Regions from separate parts of the Mus musculus genome. Here regions 1 and 3 are each linked to region 2. A link is a loop called in an ENCODE intact Hi-C map of the cell type or tissue named here. Cell type or tissue: left cerebral cortex. All regions are shown on one strand.

Region 1 (8,000 bases), 100 kb after region 2:
TTATTATGCATCTTAGCCTGGGTTTTTGTTCTTGACCCTCCTGCTTCAGTTTCCCCAGGGCTGGCATGGCAGCATGCATCACCATGCTTGGCTTTTTGTTCTTTGGCACAGATTCTGTCTGTCTGTCTGTCTGTCTGTCTGTCTGTCTGTCTGTCTGCCTATTTATTGTATTTGAACTGAGGCCTTGCATAAACTGGGCAAGCACTCCATCATGGAGATGTACTTCAACTTTGTATTTTCTCAATTCAGAGGATAAAGAGGTTAAATGTCTTGGCCACAGATACTCAGTTCATCATTTTCAACTGATGTCTGTACTTCTGATTATAAATTTTATGCTCTTTTACCTCATAATTATATACAGTATATTACAGGGTCCATTGTTTCTGAATGTGTGCTTACTGGTTTTATATGATCCTATGAGGGAAGTGCTGAGTCTTTTAAAAAATTGTGTGTGTGTGTGTGTGTGTGTGTGTGTGTGTATGTGAGGTGATTGTGTGTGATGTGAGTGTGTGTGAAGTGTGTGTGTGTGTGTGTGTTGAGTGTATGATTGCACATGTGGAGGTCAGAGAACAGATCTGTGGAATCCTTTCTTTTTCCAGCTTTCCATGGGTCTGGGGATTGATCTCAGTGTGGCAGGCTTGTGTAAGCACCTTTACTAGTGGACCCACCTCAGTGTCCTCCAAGAGTCGTATGAGTCTCTTCTAGTCCAAGGTTGAGCTAAAATAGCCTGTAGCCTTGACTAAGCAATTTGTAAAAGGAAGGAGGCTGCACGGTGCACATGTTCTCACCATCCAAATCTCTTCTCATGAAAACCATTTTGTCAGCAGGAGAGAATTAATGTGTAAATCTTTCTTAGTGACTGTGATCAGCTTACCATATTCACCGGAGCAGCGACCCCAGACTCCAGAAACTAGTGACTGGCAATTGGTTGAGTGTTTGGTGATCCTAGGTCCCTTCTCTGTTGATATGGTAGGAGTAGATCCAGTTGGAAAGACCAAAGATGACCCCATTTGTAGCTGGTTTGTATTTATTTATAACTACCTACTGTGTGACTATAAATACGCATATCTCCAGGGTGAAAAGAATAATACAGGATTTTGAGGCATGCTATAACATCTGTCCCGGTGGATGAGAATTCCAGAGCGAAGATAAAGGTCACAATGGAAGTGAAGCGCCAAGACTTTCATTAGTCCACAAATCAGAATTTATTTGACCCTAACTCCTCCTGCTGGCACCCAAGGGTGCTGTAAAACTGACTTCTAATCAAAACAGAATAATGAAATATAACCTAAAAAGGGATAGATGTGTAAGTTAGCTTTCAAAACACAGAGGTATTTTGTTATTTTAAGAACAGAATTCTCTACCTGACAAGTTTCTTTCATAGTTGAATACAATCTGTAAAATAAATTTTTTCATAAGCACTAAAGTGAGACACTTAACAGTTACATAAATAGAATGGAAATGGATTGCAGACAATTCTCCAGGGTAGAAGTGGTGCGGGATAGAACTACTATACCAACATACTTTCATTTCTGTGTAGGTGGACTAGTTAAACTCAACTTATTTATTCATATAATGAGCAGATACTGAGTGCCAACCATGTTTAAACAACATTATGGCTTACGCCTTCCATAGTTGGGAAGCAACAGTAATTGTGAATTGAAAAGTAAATGCCCCTTACAATTGCATCTGAGTACTTGAACACTATGTTCTCAAGCTCACTGCCTGCACCCAAATTTTCATTTAAGCTTCAATTTTGGAGATTTCTTTTTACATTTATTTATTTAGCATGTGTGTATGTGTACATGTATGTGCACGTGTGTGCACAAGTTTCTTGTGTAGAGGTCAGAGGACAAACAACTTTTGGGTCAGTTCTCTCTTTTTACCATTAGGTTCCACTTGGTTGTCAATAGTCAGTTCTCTTACCCACTGAGCCACCTTGCTGGTCCCAATTTGAAAATTTAATTAAAGTTAATAATTGCAAAGAACTTCGAGATGCAGACCTGTGTTCCTCAATTGTTGTCCACGTTGTTATCTTTTGCAACAGAGGAATCTTTATGCATCCTAGTGGCTATAAAGTACCTTGTAGATGCCAATTTTGTTGGTTTTCATTTATGTGGTGCTGAGGATTGCCTCGTGAATGTCAGGCAAGGGCTCTACCACTGAACTACACTCACAGCCACAATTTCTCTTGCTATATTGAAAAATTAATCTCATTTCAGAAGCTTGGCTAGGCAGTGGTGACTCACCCCTTTAATCCTAGCCCTCAGAAGGCAGGCAGATCTCTGAGTTTGAGGCCAGCCTGGTCTATAGATTGTGTTCTAGGACAAGAGAACCTCTGTCTGGAAAAGCCACCCAATCAACCAACCAACCAACCAACCAACCAACCAACCAACCACAACCACAAAAAATCATATATATATATGTGTGTATATATATATGTGTGTGTGTATATATGCACACACATATATGTATATATACACATACACATATACATCTATATATATGTTATATATATGTGTGTGTATATATACATCTATATATATATGTGATGCTAGAATCAAAGACTGGGTGGTTAAAACAGATGTAACTAATATCCTGTTTCCTAGTGTGATGACCAAGGCACAGGAAAGGCTAGGTCAGGTTCATTTCTGCATTATATCTGATAACCAGAGTGAATGACTGGCTCATTTGCTATATCCCATCTCAAGTATAAAGCATCAAAAACTAAGAATGGCTAAGCTACTTTTTTTAAAAAAAATCATTTTCCAAAATAGAGAAGCAAATGCAGTTTATCTTTTCCCACCAGAAGAACCATTCTTAAGTTAAAAATATCAGTTCCCAATGCCAAAAGAACAAAACAAAACAAAACCCACATATAGTATATACTAAGCAAAAAATGCACTTAGTATTTTTATAGCCAATGAAATAGTTAAAATATTCCAGAGAGAATGGAATGCAACAGCTCTTATTCCGGAGAGTAAAAGTAGCAGGTGTATGACCAACATAGCGGATCCTCTAGCTGTGACCAATGATTGCAAAGGATTTATATAGTTCTTAGCACTTCTGTTCTAAGTGCTGGGGCCTGAACTCAGCTAGATAACTTGCTCCAAAAATCTACTTCACCCTGTGTATATATCCTGTCTGAAACAAGCTTCCTGGGATCCATCTTTACCCTGCCAGACCTTATATCAGAAAGTCTGCTTATTTATTTATTTATTTATTTATTTATTTTTAATATTTTTATTAGGTATTTTCCTCATTTACATTTCCAATGCTATCCCAAAAGTCTCCCATAACTTCTCCCCCACTCCCCTACCCACCCACTCCCACTTTTTGGCCCTGGCGTTCCCCTGTACTGGGGCATATAAAGTTTGCAAGTCCAATGGGCCTCTCTTTCCAGTGATGGCCGACTAGGCCATCTTTTGATACATATGCAGCTAGAGTCAAGAGCTCCGGGGTACTGGTTAGTTCATAATGTTGTTCCACCTACAGGGTTGCAGATCCCTTTAGCTCCTTGGGTAGAAAGTCTGCTTTTTGAGAGAAGTCAGAGTCCCAGATAACACACCGGTCAGGACAGTGCTCTACTACCGACTTAACACCACCAACCCCATCATTTGTTTGAAAGTAATGTTTTTCTTTTGTGGGCTTTGTCATGGGACACCCCTCCCCCAACACACACCAATTCAGTTGGCTTTGGGTCTCTCCTCTGATCTGAGCTTTTCCCACTTGAATTTTTAAAAGCATCAGTGCTGTTGTTCCTATCTTGTAGACAAGGCAACTGAGGCACAGAGGTTACGGAACTTGCTGGGATTGGGGCCGCACGGCTTTTGCTGCAGGAGAATGAGTGCTCTCAGTAGTCGTCAGGAGGAGGGAGAGTTCTTGCTACACTAGGAAAGGGGAAAGGTACAGGTAGGGGAGAAAACGGTATCTCAGAACATCACCCATTGCATGAGTTAGGCCTGACTGTTCAGGGTCAGACATATGACAGATGTATAATGAATGTTTTTAATAAATAAATAAATAAATAAATAAATAAATAAATAAATAAATAAATACTTTTCTCATATCATTTAATCTCTAATAGCTGAGCTTTATATTATTATAATTAGATCCACTTTTTGATTTTTAGGGTTTTTCAAAAATTAAGATCATCTTTTGGTGGTATAGAATAGTTCCCAGAACAGGAAATACCAGAAAACCCCTTGGCTTCACTCTTTAAAGCATTGTGCCAGTCTGTCCAGTGTCACAGAGCTCTTCGTTCATTGATAGAATTAATCAGTTCGAATGTTCATTTCTAACAGCTCTTTCTCCCTTGACTTATTGCGCCCACGAGGCCCCCTGGGTACTACTCTTGAGTTTTGCTCAGTGATGGCAGGCACTTCAAAAGTCTACTTTGCCCTGTGTACAGCATTCATATATCCTGCCTGAAACAAGCTTTCTGGGATCTGTCTTCATGCCTCACTCCACCCTGCCCGCAGCTTATGTATCAGAAAGTCTGCTTTTTTTGAGAGAAGTCAGAAAATGTACTGTTCCATCCCGGTGATGAGAGGCAGACCTCCCATTAAAAGAAAGGCTGAGGAGGTTGGCACATAAAAGGGAATTGCAGCTGCTTAGTCGAGGCCGCTGAAAAAAAAAGATGCAGCCCGAGAACGCTTTCTGGCTGCGGGCCCGCAGCATTTTCAACCGATGGCGAAATGGAGAGATTTTCATCACCTCGGAGATTTTGTGTTTTTAGTATCGTCTTGTTCTGATAAGCAAGCCCAGTGAGATTACACAGGTCGGCCCTGCTATCACAGCTTATGCTCATGCACATGATCAGAGCAAGACAGCCTTCTGCTCTATGATACAATGAAAGTAAAAACCGAGCGAGGATTTGGAAATATTTCTCTTCTCAAGGCTTCCCCACTCTTCGGCCCCCCGGCCCCGCCCCTACCTTACCAACCACCTGATTTTCTTTCCTTTGTGTTTTTCTGGAGACACTGAAAGTGCTTTGGGTGGACTAAAACTGTAGAAAGTTGTTTATGTCTTGTCTTAATTGTTTGCCCAATGGCTTAACACACTACATATGAGTTCTTTGTGGACACCTGCTGTTGCTGGTGTCTTCTATGCCACGAATCAGCAACTGAGAACACTTTAATCTTGTCTGTCTACAAACTCCATATTCTTGGCAGAACAAACTTTTCCTGGCTCCAGGCTGAGAGTGACATAAGTCACAATTGTTCTCACTTAGTTGGCTTTCCCTAACCAATGGGGACCAGAAAAACCATCTTCCCCTTTACTTGCAAAATGCTAAGCATGGGTAGGTACTAATAATAGCATGGTAAGTTTCACTACACATCAGCATAAATCCAAATGGTACAGAGCTCAAATGGACATATAAAGCCCTCAAGTTTGCAACCACCCACATACACTCCCCAAATGAAACACTTCCTCTTCTGAAGTCCATTTCTTATTTCTATGAAGCAGCTAAGGCTCTTTCAAAGAGCTGCTCTGCCTGTAGAATTTATTCCCTCCTGTTCTATTTGTTGCAATGTCAGCTTGAGTCTGTAGGCAGAGTCTGGGTTTCCAGCCCTTTGAACAGATACCTTCTTCAGTACGCCAGACTTAATTTGCTTCGCCTCTGAACATACACTGTAATAACAGTGGAAGGCATTTGGAGCTGTCCGGTGCTACACTTCATGAGTTCATAGTCTCTTGGTTCTCTGGATTTGTCATGGTCCTTCTCCTCTTCCCTCAGGCCACTCAGGGACCTGCCTATCTAGTATCCAAAAGGACAAGCCAGCTTGAGAGATAACTGGGCAGGTGTTGGTCTCTCATGACTCCAGCGTTCATTAATTCTATTTTAACAGTCTTCTAGGTTTCTTGTAATTCCATTTCTGTCTGATATCATATTCTTTCTCCCTGGACACCTTTCTTGAATGTTTCTTGAAGATGGCAATGAATTCTTTCAGTTGTTATTTGTCTGATAAAGTCTTTATTTCTACTTTATCAGTTTGAATTATAAACCTCGGACATATATAATTTGGCAGGAAGCAGAATACTGGGTTGACATTTTATTTCCTTCAGCGATTTTAAGACATTAGCCTCTGTTTTCTGTAATGAGAAATCTACTGCAAACTTTCTTTGGCCCCTTTTATAATTAATGAAGGATATTAAGAGCCTGTAATTTTATCATGTTGACAAGCCAAAAATTTAGTCTGTTACAGTTTCACAAAAACTGACAACAGACAAAAGACTCCAGAGTCAGAAAAAAAATAACTACTTCTCATGGCCTGGCAAGTGAGAAAGCCTGGCTCATTTACCTCTTTCTCTCCCTCCTCCTTCCAGTGCTTAGAAGGCTGATGGTGATGCATTTACATGGATCATGATGTAGGATGCTGGCCTTAAAGAATTTAGATTTTTATAATGAACAACGTGTGTCAGCCCTTGCTGTCAAGACACTGTATCTTACAAGGCTATAAGCAAGCCGGGTGTTTGCTCTGAAGAGAATTACTGTTTCTACCACTTGATGTCATCTCATGGCAAACATTTTTGAAAAGATATTGTAAAACGAGGGTAACCAGTGCTTGACTTGGTAGACAGTTCTCTTGACAGAAACATGTTTTGTTTTCCTCTTCCTTTTGTTTGTATTTTCTTGTCCTTTCTTTCTTTCTTTCTTTCTTTCTTTCTTTCTTTCTTTCTTTCTTTCTTTCTTTCTTTCTTTCTTTCTTTCTTTCTTTCTCTCTCTCTCTCTCTCTCTCTCTCTCTCTCTCTCTCTCTCTCTCTCTCTCTCTCTTTGTTTTTTTGATTTGGCTACCTTCAGGATTTCCCAATTGAAAAGAAAAACATTATCCTTTAGGTTGGCATACAAAGTTTTGCCCTTCATTATGGTTTTATCATATGTATAAGTCATTGGACTCTGTCCACATCCACAACTGCCCACTCTCTCTCCCTTCTGCCTCCAGTTAATTCTCTTCTGTTTAGGTGCAGCTTTCCCATTGCACACCTTTTGTTTTGATAGTTCAAATGTGAAACGCATAGGTGTGTATGCCTGTTGGAGTGTTTTCTGCTCCGCTTGGATTTGAGTTGAGGTGTTTATCGCTGGTTTTGTGACATTCTTGGCTATTATTTCTTCAGCCATTTCTTTCTCCTGTTCTTACATGTGTAGTTTTCTGATATTCCAATTAGACATATGCTGGACCATATGGTCTTATCTCACAGTTAGTGGATGTAATCTTTCCCCTTCTGTTTTATCCTTTGGAATTTCTGGTGATTACATTAAGGTCACGGATTCCTTCCTGGATTTTATTGAGTGTGATGAAGTGGCTTCTAATGATTTGGGTCTCCTGTTGAATGCTTGGTCCCTTTGACAGCAATGTTCAGAGATGGGAGCCAGTAAAAGGTCATTGGGTTATGAGGACTAAGATCTCATTAATGAGTTAATCTCCTAGAGTTAATCTCCATGATGTCAATCATGATGAGCCACCCAGAGGTGAGACCTGGCTTCGGAAATAGGTCATTGAGGGCTCTGTCTTTGAAGGGGTGTCAATCATTTCCTGGGATCCTTCCTGTGTTTCTGCTTCTCAGCAGCCATGAGTGAGTAGTTTTCACTACCACTAACTCCCATGATAGAGTCTGATGTTTGTCTCGTTAAGGCCAAGAAACCAGGACACCAAGTGATCATGGACTCACATCTCAGGGAACTCAGGGTCTGAACATCCCTCCTTTAATTTGTTTACTCCAGGTGATAAGAAGCTGACTCACAGGTCAGGATGTCTTCTTGCTCTTTGGGATTCGAACTTGGTTGTTATAGCTTCTAGCTCACGCTGATCTATCCTGTGGCCTATCTCTTCTGTTAAGGACTTCAACATTTGATTCATAGCAGTTTTAAATTCTCCATTAGATAATTTTGCAGCTATGATATTCTGCATCATAGCTGAATCTTGTCAGACAGCTTGTCTCATTCTAGGGAGTGTTTTTCCCCTCAGCTTTTTATGTGTCTTGTAATTTTTTTTCTC
Region 2 (8,000 bases):
GCATAGGGTTCTTCTATGTAGCCCTGGCTTTCCAGACTGCCCTCAAATGCAGGGATCTACCTGCCTCTGTCTTTGCAGTCCTGGGACTAAAGGCGTGGGCCACCATGCCTGGCTTCCCCTTTGGTTTTGAGTCATTTTAGCTGCTTCCTTTTCTTCCCCAAATCTCAGACACCTGAAGGTAAAATCTTTTCACTAAGAACCTGGTCATCTTTCACTGAACTAGAACTACAGCCATCGTACAAATGCTAATCTCTTAACTTCCAACATAGTCCTCTATGTTAAGTTTCATTTAATAATTTGAACTAGGCAATTTAACTTTTAAAAATAAACAGAAAAAAGAGAGGCCTCTCTAACATGGCTAAGGATTTATAAAACAAAATACTCTATGCTGCTGACTCCATGATTTGTGCTGTGTTTGCTGATGATGTTTTTTAAGTAACTAATTATATTCTTATTTTCAGGATTTAAAAATGCATTAACTGACATTTTGTTAAATTTTATCTACAGTTCTGGTGGGATACGTTTGAAGACTGGGGATGTGACATGGACAAAGTAGAACCCCTCTGTGTGACCTCATGCTCACAGAGTGAAGTCTCTCTTCTGCTTTTTCCTCTTAAGTGAAATGTGGATAACTTTTCCCCACTTCACACGTAGGGTGACTGTGTTAGGTCATGTACAACAAAGTGCATGGAAGACCACGAAACTCTCACCTGGGCACACTCACAAGTTTCTCCCATCCTAGGAAGCGCACAAGGTCTTTCCTCTTACAATCACAGGGCCTCATAATATCCTGGTCCCTTCCTTTCCTGGCTCTTCACTGCTTCCGTTTCTTCTTGGCACCTCCAGCTCTCTCTTGATGTTTCCTGTCAGCGGTTAGACACAAATCTTTCATTTTTATGAAACTTATCTTGTATCTGGGGGAAACTCTTCCCACAGTTCTGTAAACCTCTTCATCATCTACCTAACACCTCCATCACCTATCTGTTCCTTCTTTCATGGCCACGTCTCCCTCAGGAGTTTTCTGCACTCACTACGTCTTTACTCTCATTTCCCCTTCCTCGGGACAAGATGATTCCCACTTCGACTAAGACCATTAATTCAACGACTTTTCTTTTGTTAAGATTTTTGTTCTTGAGCTGAGATTCCCACTATACAGCTCTGGCTAGCTTGAAACTTGCTATGTAGACCCAGGCTGGCCTCAAACTCATCTGCCCACTTCTGCTTCTCACGTACTGTGTTAGAAGTGGTACACTACCACACTTGGCCTGCTAAGACTTTTTTTTTTTTTTTTTTACTAGTGTAGAGCAACAAAGCAATGTTACACATCAAATGGCTTGTTTTCTCTCAGAACCAGGGGCTGGAAGGCTAAGATGAGGTATGGCAGTTGTGGTTCTCCCTCCTCCTCCTCTTCCTCCCCCTCCTCCTCTTCCTCCCCCTCCTCCTTTTCATCCCCCTCCTCCTCTTCCTCCTCTTCCTCCCCTTCTCTTCCTCCTCTTCTTTCTCTTCTTCCTCCTCCTCCTCCTCCTTCTTCTTCATTTTGTTTGCTTGTTTTACAAAACAGGGTTTCTCTGTGTAGCCCTGGCTGTCCTGGTACTCACACTGTAGACTGAACTGACCGATAACTCAGAGGTCCACCTGCCTCTGCCTTCTGATTACTGGGATTAAAGGTGCACACTACTACTGCCTGGTTAGTTGTAACTTCTTCTGAACCCTCGGCTTATAGTCAGCTACTTTCTTGATGTTTTCTCACAGAGTTTTCCCTGGTCTTGACTGTCTGTATCCGAAATCCTTATAAAGATGTCAGTCATGTTGGGTCTGGATTCATCCCTGACTTTACCTTATTATCATTAGAGGCACACACACACACACACACACACACACACACACACACACACACATTTTGGGGGAGACACAATTCACTTCTAGCTATTACCAGCAGGCTTCTTGTTTTTGAGACCAATGACCTGGCAGAAACATTAAGTATAATAGAGTTGACAGCTTCTCCTCTTTTATCTGGTGGTGGTGGTAGGGTCTTCCCACCTATGTGGTGTATTTTTTACCCTTCCTGTGGCTAATGTTAGCCACTCCCCTTATGCGACTCTTCTTACTCAAACTCCCTGTTTTGAAGTTTCTCAGTCCTCTGCCCTGGGTCCTTTTCTCTTTTGTACTATACATAGACTCTAGACAATATTTTAATAATTGCAATGATTTTAAATACCAGTTACATGTTGATGACTCCCAAATGTATAACTGTGCTACAGATTGGTCAAAAACAGCTTCAAGATGCTGTGTCCGAGTAATGTCTTGAGATTTCACCTTGGATTTTCACAAATGCTAGATGCTGGGTGCTAGAACATAGCAGCACTGAGTTTGGTCTCAAATCTATGTCTATTCTTGCTCTCCCAGTTATTTCTTTTCCAGCCTTTTTATTCTTTATAGAATCCACTTCAGTTTACCTAGTTGCTTCTGCATTAAATAAGGGGGTCCTTGATGCTTCCTTCCCATTGCTCCTCTGCCATCGTACTGCAACCAGAGTCTTATTGTTGTCTCCAACTAATTTCCACCCCTGCTTTCTCCATCATTACGTTTCACCCTATATAGTAATGTAAGCTCTTCCTACTTCTGTGCTCCTTCAGTATATTCCTTCTCCTCTTCCTTGTCCCATTCTCCTCTTCTTCTCCTTCCCCTTCTGCTCCCCATCCCACTCTCCCCTCCTCCTCTATCTCTATCTCCTCCTCCTTTTCTCTGTCTCCTTTACTGCTCCACCTCCTCCTCTTTCTTCTTCTTCTTCTTCTTCTTCTTCTTCTTCTTCTTCTTCTTCTTCTTCTTCTTCTTCTTCTTCTTCTTCTTCTTCTTCTTCTTTCTTCTCCTTCTCCTTCTCCTTCTCCTTCTCCTTCTCCTTCTCCTTCTCCTTCTCCTTCTCCTTCTCCTTCTCCTTCTTCTTCTTCAGACAGACACTGTAGAACAGGCTAGCCAAACTTGTGAGTCTCTTACATCAGCCTCCCAAATCCTGGAGTACAGATAAATATATTATATAATCACTGGACCTAATGCATTCTTAAAAGATATTTATCTTTTCAATTTATTTGCATGTATGTGTGTTCTGGTAGAGGCCAGAAGAAAGAGCCAGATCCTCTGGAGCTGGAGTCACAGGTAAGATGACTGACATGGGTTTTGGCATCCAAACTTGGGTTATCTGGAAGGGCAGCAATGGCTTTTAACTGCTGAGCCATTTCTCTAGGCCCCCCACCCCTCAATACATTCTTTATGGGACTCCAAGCAGATCCTTAAAATATTTCAATTAAGTTGGTACTTGTATATCTCAGCAATGTTGCCATTCTCTTGGGTCCTTGAGTTGACCCAATTCATGGGTGTATTTACTCTTTTTTGGCTGGCTAGCATCTATGAGCATTCTTGCTCCCCTGAGTACCAGGCTAGCAGCCTGGGCATCTCTTGAGTATGAGGTCTTAGTGACTCAGAATCAGCATTTTACTTAGGAACTCAAATGATCCATGTATAATTTTACATGTATGATGCTTTGCTATAAATCTCATTCTACTTGGCAGTCCTTTAGAGAGAACTTTCCCAGTTGGCCAGTATATGTAAAATTACATACCGGATTTAATCACAGAATCTGTGATACCAGAAAGGAAGGGAGGAAAGCTCAAACAGGGTAGTGATATCTACAATCACAAGAGGTTTTTAGAGTTTCACCTAAACCTAAGGGTATCAAAAATTTCAGTTGTACAGAGGAGCATATAATGTTTGTGAATAGTTTGACTAAAGCTAATTGAAAACTGCAAGATTTGCTTACTTTTGGAAATACTTTTGAGTTCCTTCTGAAAAACCAGTTTTTCGAGGTGGTTTGTTTCAATTTGCCACACCATGATGCCACAGGACAGATACACAGCAGTGAGTCCCAATTGGCTTGGGTTTTCCAATATTTCATTGATCTGTGTTGTGGGGGTGCATTTTAGATTGCCCAACAAGAGCAACAATTCTTTAATGTGGTTTGACTCCTGTTTTGTTACAAGTCAATTGTTCAGTGTTTTGTTGCTAACAGGTAGACATTGCACTGTGGACTGATTGTTTTTGTGGTTCCTGGGGTCATCATCTGTGGATTGTCAGAAGGGCGGTAATCATTGCAGACACCCAACATTTTTACTGATAAACATGTCAGGATTCAGATGGTGAACTAAGTCACAGCTTGTAGCTGTGATGAGAAAGAAAATGTGCAAATGCTTCTTAGATTTGCCTTTGAAAGCATTTCTAAGGCATCATATGCTTATACTGTTTGCCAACGATTCTGTCACCTCTATCAAGGCATTTTATTAAGTTAACTGAAAAAAAAAAACAAACCAAACCCTTGAAACTTCAGTAACGTAAATGCTAGCAGAGATATAATTGTACATACAATCTCACCCATTCCTTGAGGACCCCTGAGTATTACAGCTGCCTCTTGTTGGTTTAATAATAGAGATGCAGAGTGGTAAACTCAGGGAAATTGGGATGCAGGTGTAGTGCCATTTAGACATAACGGAGGACACATTTGACATCTCCTGTGAGATCTAGAGGTAAAACAAGCCAGAAGTTCAAGCCAGTTCTGTGTCACAGCTCCACGGTGGCTTAACATCTCCCGTACTTTCTTTGGACATTAGTAAAGACTCCAGGGAATAAGAGAGGGACTGACAGTTGCTGACTGCCTTCCATGGGATACTCATTCCACCACCAGAAAACTCTTCAGGAGGCTTTATTTTACCCAGCATCACCAGAGTAGCATTTAAAAAGCCACTGAAAAATCAATAAGGATAGCTGCTATATATAAAACATAACAAATTTTGGCAAGGGTGTGGAGAAATCGCAACCCGTGCACGTTGCTGGTGGACTGCAGAGGGGTGCCACAGCTGTGGGCTATGGTATGGCGCCTCCTCCCCAAAGCTAAGTGGGGAATTACCATATGATTTCTGCATGCATATTTATATTTACTTCACATCTATATTTATCCCTCAAAGAATTTCAAGCCAGAACTCAGCTAATCATGTATCTCTGTGAAAGCTCAATAGTGACATTACTCTCTGTGGTTGAACAGAACTAAGAAGAAATTCATTCAAGGGGAAAATGGCTAAACAGTGGCTAAACAAAGTGTGCTATTCAATGTGTAGATTATTTAGCTTCAAAAAGGAAGGTGATTATTATATTGTTTCTTTTTTCTTTCTTTTTTTTTTTTCTTTTGAGATAGGGTCTCTCCAGATAGCCCTGGCTGTCCTGGAACTCATTATGTAGACCAGGCTGGCTTCAAACTCGCAGAGATCCTCCTGCCTCTGTCTCCCAAGCACTGGGAGTAAAGGAGTATACACCAACACATCTGTGTTATTGTTATACTTTCTACAACACAGATGGGCCTTGAAAACATTTCAAGTGAAATGAGCCAGAGACGGTCAGGCAGTGGTGGCGTACGCCTTAAATCCCAGCACTTGGGAGGCAGAGGCAGGCGGATTTCTGAGTTCGAGGCCAGCCTGGGCTACAGAGTGAGTTCCAGGACAGCCAGGACTACATAGAGAAACCCTGTCTCGAAAACCAAAAAAAAAAAAAAAAAAAAAAAAAAAGAAAGAAAAGAGAAAAAAGAAAAAAAATGAGCCAGAGAGAAAAAACAAACAGGTGATTCCATTGGTGTGGAGCATCTAGAACCTGAAAATTCAGAGATAGAAAGCAGCTGAGAGGCTGCCTGGGCGGAGGGAGGCAGGTATGGGTACTTACAAGGATACAGAGTTTCTGAATGAATGTAAATAACCTCTGGAAATCCATGGTGGTGATTGCTATACAACATAGTGAATGTACTTAATGCCATACCATTAAGTGCTTACCTCTGGCTAAACATACAAACACAGCTTGGTGCTCTGACTCCTGTCAGATACCCTGATGTTGGTCTGGAGTGGGACCTAGATGTCAGTGTCACATAGTCAGTGCCTTGGGTCTCAGTGTCATTCTGTGAAAGCCAGGCAGCACCTTTGGGCTGCTCATCTCCAGGGCCTTCTCAGATCCTCTTCTTTTTAACAATCAATGGTCCCGTGCATCTAAGCCAGACTGGCTTCTTTTATTCTTCTATATCTCAAACTCAGCTATGAATTGAGGAAATCAAGATGACTTAAAATTTATGGTACATTACAAAATACTTCAATAGCTATCTCTTTATTTTTTTATTGACTAAATTGTATGTCTGACAATTTCTTGCACATAAATAATGCATTTTGAATACTTCCACCCTCTCTTCTCTTCCCCCACCCCTGTGAACAAGTCCTCCTCCTCTCTACTAGTCCCCTTCCAAAGTGCATATGTTTTTATTTCTTTTGTGACACTCTTAAGTTTAAGGGTTGTCTGTGTAATCATGCATGGGTATGGAGATTCCTAACCCATCCTGGTGGGCTCACCATTAGAAGAAAATTACTCTCCTCCCAGTCTCTCTCCCTAACTCTAACTCTAACCCCAATCCTAACCCCAACCCTCTAACCCTAACCCTCTAACATTAACCCAGCCCCCCATTTTTTAAATAAAGGGAACCAAATTTGAGGTGTGTTGCCAGAAATATTAAAAAAAAAAATCAGCACGTTCCCGTGCTTGAGTTCGGCACTCTGTGCCCCATGGGACTGGCCGGCCATGCACTGGCAGACAATGGCTGACCTGTTGTTACCTCGTGAAGACTCTGACTCAGAATTCCAAAATCTTTCCACCCAGCTCGCTAAGTTTCCACTGGTAGGTTGATACCACGCCGGCTGCATGCTTCAAAGCCCCCATGGCCTTTGTGGTGCACATCAGGCTAACCCATGCTTTGCTGCTATAACTTTCTCTGTTGAACCCAGTCGAATAGCTGCAAGAAGAAATAAACCACACAAGCTTAGCTCAGAAACAATGGTAACTCAATATCTGGGCACAACAACTAAAACCTAATCTTGTACGTCTTACTAAGTCTGATTCTTCCAGTGGCGAATCCTGATGGATCTCACATGATACCGGCAAACCCTAGCAGCTACACCTTGTCCTTAGGCTATCCCCAAGACCTCGAACCCTCTTCTCCTTCTCTTCCCCCTATCCAACCCGGAAGTCCTGCCTACTCGCCCAGTGATTGGCTCCTTTATTCATTAGGGGATTGGTTCACAAGAAGTCACCTGAGGACAGGGCTCACTCCTTGTCTGCAACCCCTCCCAAGGAGAGCAGAATTGGCATCAAAATACAAACAGCAGCGCTAGGCCTATCCACTATAGAGGTGCGCTTCCCACAGCTCAGGGAAGCTACCACATATGGTGAACTCTCTGTTCCTGTCCTGAATCTTTCACTAGGCAGCTGAGAGCGGAAGGACCCCATGAGCACCTCCTCCATTCATGTTGACATTTCTGGCTGTTGACAGTTCCAGTCACATCCAGTCCTAATGCAGGCAACCACAGCTATGGTGAGTTTATGATTGCAGTGGCTGTGCCAAGCCCAGAAGACAGCATCTCCCTACCCTTCCTGTCGTCTTCTGGTTCTTATATTCTTTTGCCTCTTTCCTATGACGTTCCCTGAGTCTTGGAAAGGGTGATATGAATGTGTTGTCTATGGGTTGAGCCACTCAATGTTCTGAGGAAATAGTGACATTCTGACTAGGAAAAGGATAAGTCCCATTTATGTAGAGGCTGGGATCAACAAGGAAAGAAGGCCAGGGTTCCCGTTCTTCCTTCATTACCCACCATTTCTCATCTCTCCTTCACCCACTGTGGTTCTGAGCTGTGCTTGGTTCTAGTCACTTTCCTCATTAGCCCCTTTATGGAAAGTGTGTGACTTCCATGAGAGTGGTGATCTACATCAAATTACATTATTTCAGTGGTCCTGACTATGTGAACGCTGGCTTCCAACACTAGAAAAAGGAGCCGAGTATGTCTTTAATGGAGAAGTCACCATGTGTCACCTTGACTAGGGCTTCCCAAGACACAATCTACATGTTTCTGTGGGTGCACATTTCACTTCTT
Region 3 (8,000 bases), 93 kb after region 2:
ATATCTCTGTGGGTCTGAGACAGAAAGCTGAAAAAATGAAATTACCTCAAAGACACAGAATCAGTTCCTAAGCATTTGATGTATATAAGTCAGTGACACTGTCAAATGCAAGTATGGTAGGGATTAGTGGGAAAGTTTCAGTTAGTCATAGAAACTGAGCAGGCTCAATTTCATCTGCTTGCCTGAAAGTAGAGATAATTTTTTTTTATTCCGTTACATATCGTTGGCAGAAGGATGGAAGAGACCAGAATCTCGCTAGGTAGACTTTCTCATTGCATGGTCTCCATCTCTCCCGCTCTTGGGTTTGCTTCTGCTAATTTTGCAAGCTTGGAAATTGGACCGTTATGCCTGTTGCCCAGACTGTGTTATGAGGCTCCCTGGAAAGTCCTACGCATATAGTTTGAGTTTTCCTGACCAAGTTGTCTAGAGTATTCAGTTAGGTGTGAAATAGGCTCAAACCACTTGAACTCAGGAGAGTTAACTGTAATTGGTTTGGGAGATAGAATGTGTTTCCCCAGGAGCTGACTATTTGGAAAGAGTCCCTTATTTCACTTTATTGTTCTGGAGCAGATAGAGATGAACCCTTAAGTAAGTGTACAGCGTGGTATCTTTGTTTCTGGCCATAGAACGCAGATGTAGGATCTGCCTAATCGTTCCAGGTTTCTGCTTAATCTCATGGGGTTAATGAGAACTACTAACGTTTGGATGGGGCTTTAAAGTTCTCACAGCACCTTCCTGTGCTTTTATTACATTAGACAGCGCTGTTGGTAATGAACGGATCTGTGACTCTACCTGCTGACCAAACACCCCGCCAATGAGATTCCTTCTCTCTGTAAGGATTTCCTCTTGAGGTTGATTTAGTTACTCAAAGCTCATCAGAAATAAGATGAAACAGAATAAAGGGGGAGTCTTTGACTTTTCCTAGTCTCGAAGTTCCAAGTTCACCGTGTTTGATTGTAGAAGATAAACTTTAGATGACATTGGCGACTGTTCCTTTGTGACTTGAAAATAAAGGCAAATACCACCATCTTGGTAAAGATCAAAACATCCCTAAGCACAGAAAAGACGAAATGAGATAGCTAAGGTCACCTCTCAAGATTAAACAATTAGGACAATGAATCCTGCTCATGTTTCCAAGTTCCTCAATTAGGGTTCTCTGAAAGCCTACAGAGAACTGGGAAAGGATTTACTCAGATGACAGCCTCTGTTTCCAGAGTTGGCTAACACTGGTCGGTGTTGGAAGGAGACATATCAATCAAAACTGTTTTTAGAATTAAATTAGCATATGGTTTTACAAACTCACATCTTCATCCATATGAAAGCCAGGGAGCACTGTCACAAAAGTATGGTTAGGATTTAACTGTCTCTCCGTGAGACCTAGCGCTAAGCCACATGGATACCCTGTTCCTTAAACTGTAAACTCAGGGCTGCAGCCTCTGAAACTTGACTCTGTAATTTGGTAAGTGTTTTAAAAAATACAGCTAAATGGCTACCACATGGTGGAAAATTAGCAATCTGGGACCAAGACTTTTGTGTGGCATTAAACCCACATATGGAAAAAATTAAATACCATCCTCAATGCCCTCCATGTGTTCAGTTGTATTAAATGAAATGCTTATAAAGTGTGACATTATTTAACTTTTATAGGGTTTGTCACATCTAGTAAAACTTATTATTGTTCTTTTGAAAAACTCCATACAGGTGCCTCTGAGCTCACGTCAGTCTGGATACTCTATAATGTACTTATAATTTGTTACTGGATATGGTACTAGGAAATCAACAGAATTCCAACCAGGATGACTTACGACGGCACCAGCCCCAGTAACTGCCAATAAGCAATAATATTTATAATAATACTTTCTTTTTTTTATAGTGAAGATTTTATAAAACCTGCAGGTAGAGTGTGGATCGTAAATTGTCGGGGCAAAAGTGGCCTCTTTGAAATTAATGACTCCAAGTATCTCATATTTCCCGAATTTAAATAACAGACCACGTGACCCTCACGGTTTCCATCTGTGAATGCGGCTGTTGAGGAAATTCCATAATCAAATTTCTAACTCTGAAAATAATAGAAATTCTCAGGAAATGTGTCAGCATGGTTGGTTTACACTGACAGAGGAAGATAGCTTCTCCCACCGTTACTTGCTAAGGAACGAAGCATTCTTTTAGACCTGAGGCCTGGAGCCTGGGATATTATCTCTCTGTATCAACAGGTGTGGTTCATAGTCTGCTGGCCTCAGTATTGCCTGCGATACCGAGAGGCGAGAGAGACTCCATTATAGACCCACTGGCATCTGCATGCTGGGAAGTCTTTTAGATGATGTGTTTGTATCCTTTTTGCAGTGGAGACACTCGACACTCCAAAGCCCAGAGTTTGGACAAACTCAGCAAAAACTGAGAATCTGAGCACGTGTCTACACCTATACATAACCGATATATCCAGAGTGTGATAATTTGAACTTACCTGATAGTTCTTGAGATTCTAAAATGTGCCTGGTTGTGTGGGACCTGGGGGAATGGCTGGGATGCATTGCTGAGCCTGCTGTCATGGCATTCTGTGTGAGGCTATGCTGCTTTCATGTGATTGTCCTGTGGACGGTGGGCAGGGGACACGGCCTGGCTGAGATTTGATTCCCACAGGTCTCAAATTCACCATAAAATTTAAACATTTAAATCTCAGTTCTGGACTTTTTTTTTTTTTTAAACTGTAGACAAAAGAATTTGCCCTGCTCTTACGTGTGATAGATCAAATTTCCAGGCAGTTTAAAAGGTGTGCATGGTTCACGCAGAGCATAGCAAAATTTACCAAACTCAATTCTTCCTGGTAAAGACCCAGCCAAAGTCTGCTTTATTACCACACGCTGTGAAACAGCATCTTCCGGGCAAACGCTTCAGGTTCTGGCGGAATGATTTTGCTTCAGGAGAAATGCCCGGGCTTACATTTCACCTCGAGGAAAGCTGGACAGAGGCAATGACTTGTCTACAGGAAAACAAATGACACCTTTGCAAGGAGCATTTTGTGGATTTCCGGCACAGTTATCCCATCACCCCACGCTGCTGCATTCTGGGGATCATGCAGCCGTGGCTTACGTTATAGTATCTGTGGTTCTCCGGGCCTAGATTTTTCTCACGGAGCCACAGACTGCCGGAGGCAGCTGGTAGATGATCAAAGGCTCAAAGGGCTGCTAAAAACAGGCTGTTAACGTCAATTTTTTTTTTCAAGTAACTGTTTTCGTCCCTTAGTTACCCATTTCACGCTGCACAGTAACGTTACTTGGTAGCTGGCACAGTGGGGTGGGGTGAGAACGCTCTTGAAGCTATGGACTCTGTATTCCGTGGGGCTTCTTCTCAAAGAATCAGCAAAAGTGTCTGCGGGTGCAATTTCAACTCACAGTCGTCTCTTTATTGTTACTGGCTGTAGTATTTCTTCTTCTCCTGTCATCTTATGAGGAGTGACGGTTAACTGCTCTCGCCTAGGTGTCTTAGACGTTCCTACAGAGTCACCAGGATTGGGAAGCCAACTTTTTCTCTTTTCTTTTTCCTAGCAGTGCAAGCTGTTATATACAGCATATAAATATTGGTAGTCGCTTTCTGCTGCTATTGACAACATCTGAACATTTACCCAGCAGCAGCCAAAAGTCAATGTTTTTTCAAAGGGATTTGCAAAATACATGATTCCTTTGTTTATTTATATTTCTGGTGGAGAGTGCAGATGGGAAACTCTGGAGCCAGCTCCATTTGCTAATGAAATGAGCTGGTTCAACTGCCAGGAATAGAAGAGCCAGCCATCCAGTTTGGAGTGTTGCAGCTGGGCCTTGATAGCTTTGAGCTAGTGAAGGGGAAGTTAGAGGTGTTTGGTTAGACTGGAAGGGGCTGGGGCAACTTTCCCTGCAGTGAGGATCCTGGCACACTTGGCCTTGGCTCTCCTTACCACAGCAGGCTGAACGCTGAGCTTGGGAGCTGTTGTCTACACACGGTGGTCCTGGTAGCAGAGTTTCTTTCTGGCTGGCTCAGCTGCCCAAGAAGCCACTCTGTGCCATCTGGCTCCAGTGAAAGAAAGAAAGAAAGATAGATAGATAGATAGAGAGAGAGAGAACTGATAACCCCATCCCGTACCTGGGGTAAGATCTCCGAGGGCCACTGACCATTTGTGATAATTGAGTGGAAGCAAAGTCAGAAACCACAAACCTGCTCTTTCACTGGTAATTTGAATACCAAGTAGGAAATGAACAAAAATGGTAATATTAAATTTAGAAAACAATGAGACATTTAAGAAGCTAACCAGGACATAATTATTTGAGATTTAAAATGTATATTTTTTGTGAATAAATTATATATAAATACATATGCGCATGTTTTATTTGAACTTAAATATGCACACACGGTTTTCTTTGATATTAATTTTTTATGTCAATCTAAAGTCATCTTTGTTTTTGTGGTGATGGCATCAAATCCAGGGCCTTGCACATACCAGTGAAGTGTCATATGACTGAACTGTATCCTAATCACTAAGGTCTTTTAAAAAATAGTTGACTTATAATCTTAGTTCTCTTTCTTACAGGAAGAACCACTCTAATGAACTATTCCTTACTTTCACATGGAGTGAGGACTCAAAAATACTTGCAGAGCCTTCCAAAGGCAGGCTCTTAATGGGGCTTCGAGTAAAATGTGGCTCAACCCGATGTAGTTGTTTTAAAACAACCATTTGTATTTTTTTTTAAAAATAGGAACAATAATTCTCTTTTTGCACTCCTCACTGATTTCAATAATAGTTCCTTAATTTAGGCAATTACAATCTGAGCTAGCACAAATAGGCTTGGGTACAAATCGGATGAAGTTTTGGTCCCAGAACAGCACCCAGGAAGGGAGGAGAAGGGGGAACGACATACTAGTGTGTTCCACATCCAGAAGTGGATTGTTTTCTAGCGTGCCTGATGGGAGTGATTGAGAGCAGTGGTAAGTTCCGGGGACCGGACCAAACCAAAGTCAGTTCAGAGAGCTGTGATGTATTTATGTGGAGGGGACTGGTTTCTATTGTGTGTGCCTTCACTATGGACCCATACCTTAGAAAGAGTAGAGCCAAAGAGGGGTTGTAGGGATCTGTGTGTTGTGATGTCTGATTCTTCTGTGACACTACCTGTACCAACAAGAGCCTGTCCTAGGCTGCTCTGGAAAGGATTCGAACTATATTTACTCTGAGCAGTAGGCCTCGATACACTAGCTGGTTGTTTGTTTGTTTTTCTCTGACTAGCATATAGTGTGGCCACTTAGAAGAACACTAGGGTGTGGTTGAACCAAGGCCAATATTTATTTATGCTCCTCTCTCTTAATGAGAGGGTAGAGCATACTACGTCTTTGCCTTTCTTTAAGTGACCAGAAAAGGAGTCATGACAGCCATATTAAAAAAAAGAGATTGCAGTTTCAGGACAGAGCTGGCCTACATCTGGATTCGGTAAAACATGGCCTTTGTGACCAACTTTACAAGTGAGCTAGCTGAAGTACTACAGGGTCATGATAGGCCTAGGGTCAGTTCGTCAGTCAATAGCTAGTTGCTATATGATCTCCAACCCTCGTAACTTTTAGCCCTCTATTTTAACTATTAAGCCACGTGGCCGGCTACAGAATACACCACAAAGCATCCCAGATGTATCCCGGGAAAAGTCCTTCCGTGACCCAGCTAACATCAAGCCCCCTTAGGACTTGGCGTTTATTAAATGTTCTCTTACAGTGTAAGCGCATTAACCCGGGTGTTATGAGCATTTCCCCGCATGACAATGTTATAAGATTTTCTTACGAGGTCACGTCCTCGGAAGGCAGGGATTTAAAAGCTGCCACAAGCAGGCAGCGAAGCAAGCAACATGTGGCTTTGCTTCCAGTCTGTCATTTTAAGTACTGGAGAATTTATATGAATACAATTTCGGATACAGCTGATGTAGCTCTTTTGTTTGTTCATGTGGGTTGGTTTCACCTTGAAAACATCTCTGGATACTCAGCACGCACCTTATCCCTGAATGGTGAATTAACTCCCACTCTTTCTGACTTCTAGTCGTGAGGATTTCAAAACCAATTGCATAGAGCAGTCAGGCTTAGCAGCCAGACTTTTCACTTTTAATGGTGTATCCGGGAGAAGACCAACGTTTTCTCTCTCTCTCTCTCTCTCTCTCTCTCTCTCTCTCTCTCTCTCTCTCTCTCTCTCCCTCTCCCCCCCCCTCTCTCTCCCTCTCCCCCGTCTCTCTTCCTCTCTCTCTCTCTCTCTCTCTCTCTCTCTCTCTCTCTCTCTCTCTCTCTCTCTCTCTCTCTCGTGTGTGTGCATGATCTTTATCCTATCAACTATTACCAGCCCTGATAGAAACCATTCCTACTTAAAGAATAAACAACATCCTAAGCCACTTCTTCCTTCTTCAAGAAAGTGCTCCGACTACTAAGGTAAACCATATCGAGTCAAAATATGTTGATTGATGGGGCATACTTTTCCTCAAACTATGACTCAAGCCTTCACTCCTGTTGAGGTTAGTTTATGACACTGACTTTGCATTCCAATGATGTGACTCAATCCAAGGCATTAATTTAGACATATCATGGAACCTTATGGATATTGTTCTGTTGTTAAAATGAACGAACCCAACATCTTAATTTTTTTCAATGAAGTTTATGAGCTTCTGAGTCCTTTTTTTCCAAATAAAGTTTACCAACCTTCTGAGCCTTTCCTCTCACCTCTGGGAGCAGCTTTACTCCTCAGACCCTCCAACCCTGTAAATGATCCTGTGAAACATATTTGACTGCCTTTGTTTAACAAAGGACTGCAGCCTAAACCAAACCGCCCTCCTTGCATGCTTTGTTTTCCACACGTGTTTGCTAAGTCTGTGTAATTTGGTACTTTGCCCCTCTGAACCCACTGTTAGGGCTGTGCGATCTATAAGCAGCTGCTGAGGTCCTAGCTGGTATGCAGAGGCAAGCAGGACCGTGAGGAATGCAGGAAGCCAGGCAGCAGGCTAGAATGGACCGCATAGACCAGAGAGACCTCAGAACTGGGCACCTCCAACCTGGGCTTGCCTGTTCCCAAAGTTAGTTCTGAGCAAAGCAGGATGCCAAAGACAATTTCCCTTTGCAAACAGGATTTCTTATGGTGGTGTTTGGGAAACAGCTGGAAAGTTATAGCAAGTACTTGCATGATAGGGGTCAAGTAAGTTCTATAGAAATAATTTGAGCTAGACCAACTTGGTGACTTCACAATCAATTGCCCTTCATCCTTTTTTAAAAAAAGCATTATCCATTTGTATATGAAGTGGAGGCTTTAGAGGAAACAAGACATCAACTATCTTTTGAAAAAGATGTATTTTTAAGTGTCTCTGAGTGTATGTTAAATAAATCTGGGTATCCATGGAGTTCAGAAGGAGACATTGGACCCTCTGGAACTGGAATTACATAGGCAGTTATGAGCTTCCAGATATGGGTGTTAGAACTAAACCTAGGTCCTCTGCTATAGCAAGAGGTACTTCTAACCACTGACCATCTTTCAAGACCCACAAGTGTCTCTTTATACATTGTATAATATAAGTCTCTAAATGGTGAGTGCAAATTAAACAGAGCAATTCGTCTGTTAGCAATATTTAATTAAACAGTGCACCAAAATGTACAACATAAGATTCCTACCTCAATCAACCTTCCATTTTTTAATAGTAATAACTTATGTAATAAAAGAGCTAGTTGTGGTGCCATTCACCTGTAATCTTGAGTTTGGTAGACTGAGCCAGGATAATTGTGAGGCCAAGGCTTAGATTATGTAGCAATATATTAAGGTACAGCCTTGAAAAAAGGACTAGTAAGTAATAGTGAAGAACGTTTTGAAGTACTGGTCCAAGTTAGTCCTCAAAGTATGTTTACTGAATTAAAGGATGACCATGGAATTGGGAAGAACTTATTTGGAGAGTCTTGAAAAGGGAGTGTCACACAGGGCTTTTCTTACTTTGGAGATATTTATTTATTGTGGAAGAGTGAGA

The links. A loop is a pair of places that touch in the nucleus more often than their neighbours do. Peaks named below come from ENCODE experiments on the same cell type or tissue, not always from the same donor. Only the 100,000 strongest peaks of a DNase experiment are listed, where the experiment ranks them.
Region 1: a loop joins it to region 2, with 2.8 times the contacts of the local background. A loop is called at or near these places in 3 of 42 quality-filtered maps.
Region 3: a loop joins it to region 2, with 2.5 times the contacts of the local background. A loop is called at or near these places in 2 of 42 quality-filtered maps.

The regions. Positions count from the first base shown.
Region 1 is chr8:41,557,528-41,565,527 of GRCm38, forward strand. No RefSeq gene overlaps it. Among named protein-coding and RNA genes, the nearest start is that of Gm50494, 140 kb to the left of the region's middle. In left cerebral cortex, no CTCF peak of the experiment used is centred here; DNase peaks (open chromatin) are centred at 3,053, 4,621 and 5,442.
Region 2 is chr8:41,452,984-41,460,983 of GRCm38, forward strand. No RefSeq gene overlaps it. Among named protein-coding and RNA genes, the nearest start is that of Gm50494, 40 kb to the left of the region's middle. In left cerebral cortex, no CTCF peak of the experiment used is centred here; a DNase peak (open chromatin) is centred at 4,878.
Region 3 is chr8:41,546,432-41,554,431 of GRCm38, forward strand. No RefSeq gene overlaps it. Among named protein-coding and RNA genes, the nearest start is that of Gm50494, 130 kb to the left of the region's middle. In left cerebral cortex, no CTCF peak of the experiment used is centred here; DNase peaks (open chromatin) are centred at 3,231 and 3,725; H3K4me3 peaks cover 565 bases.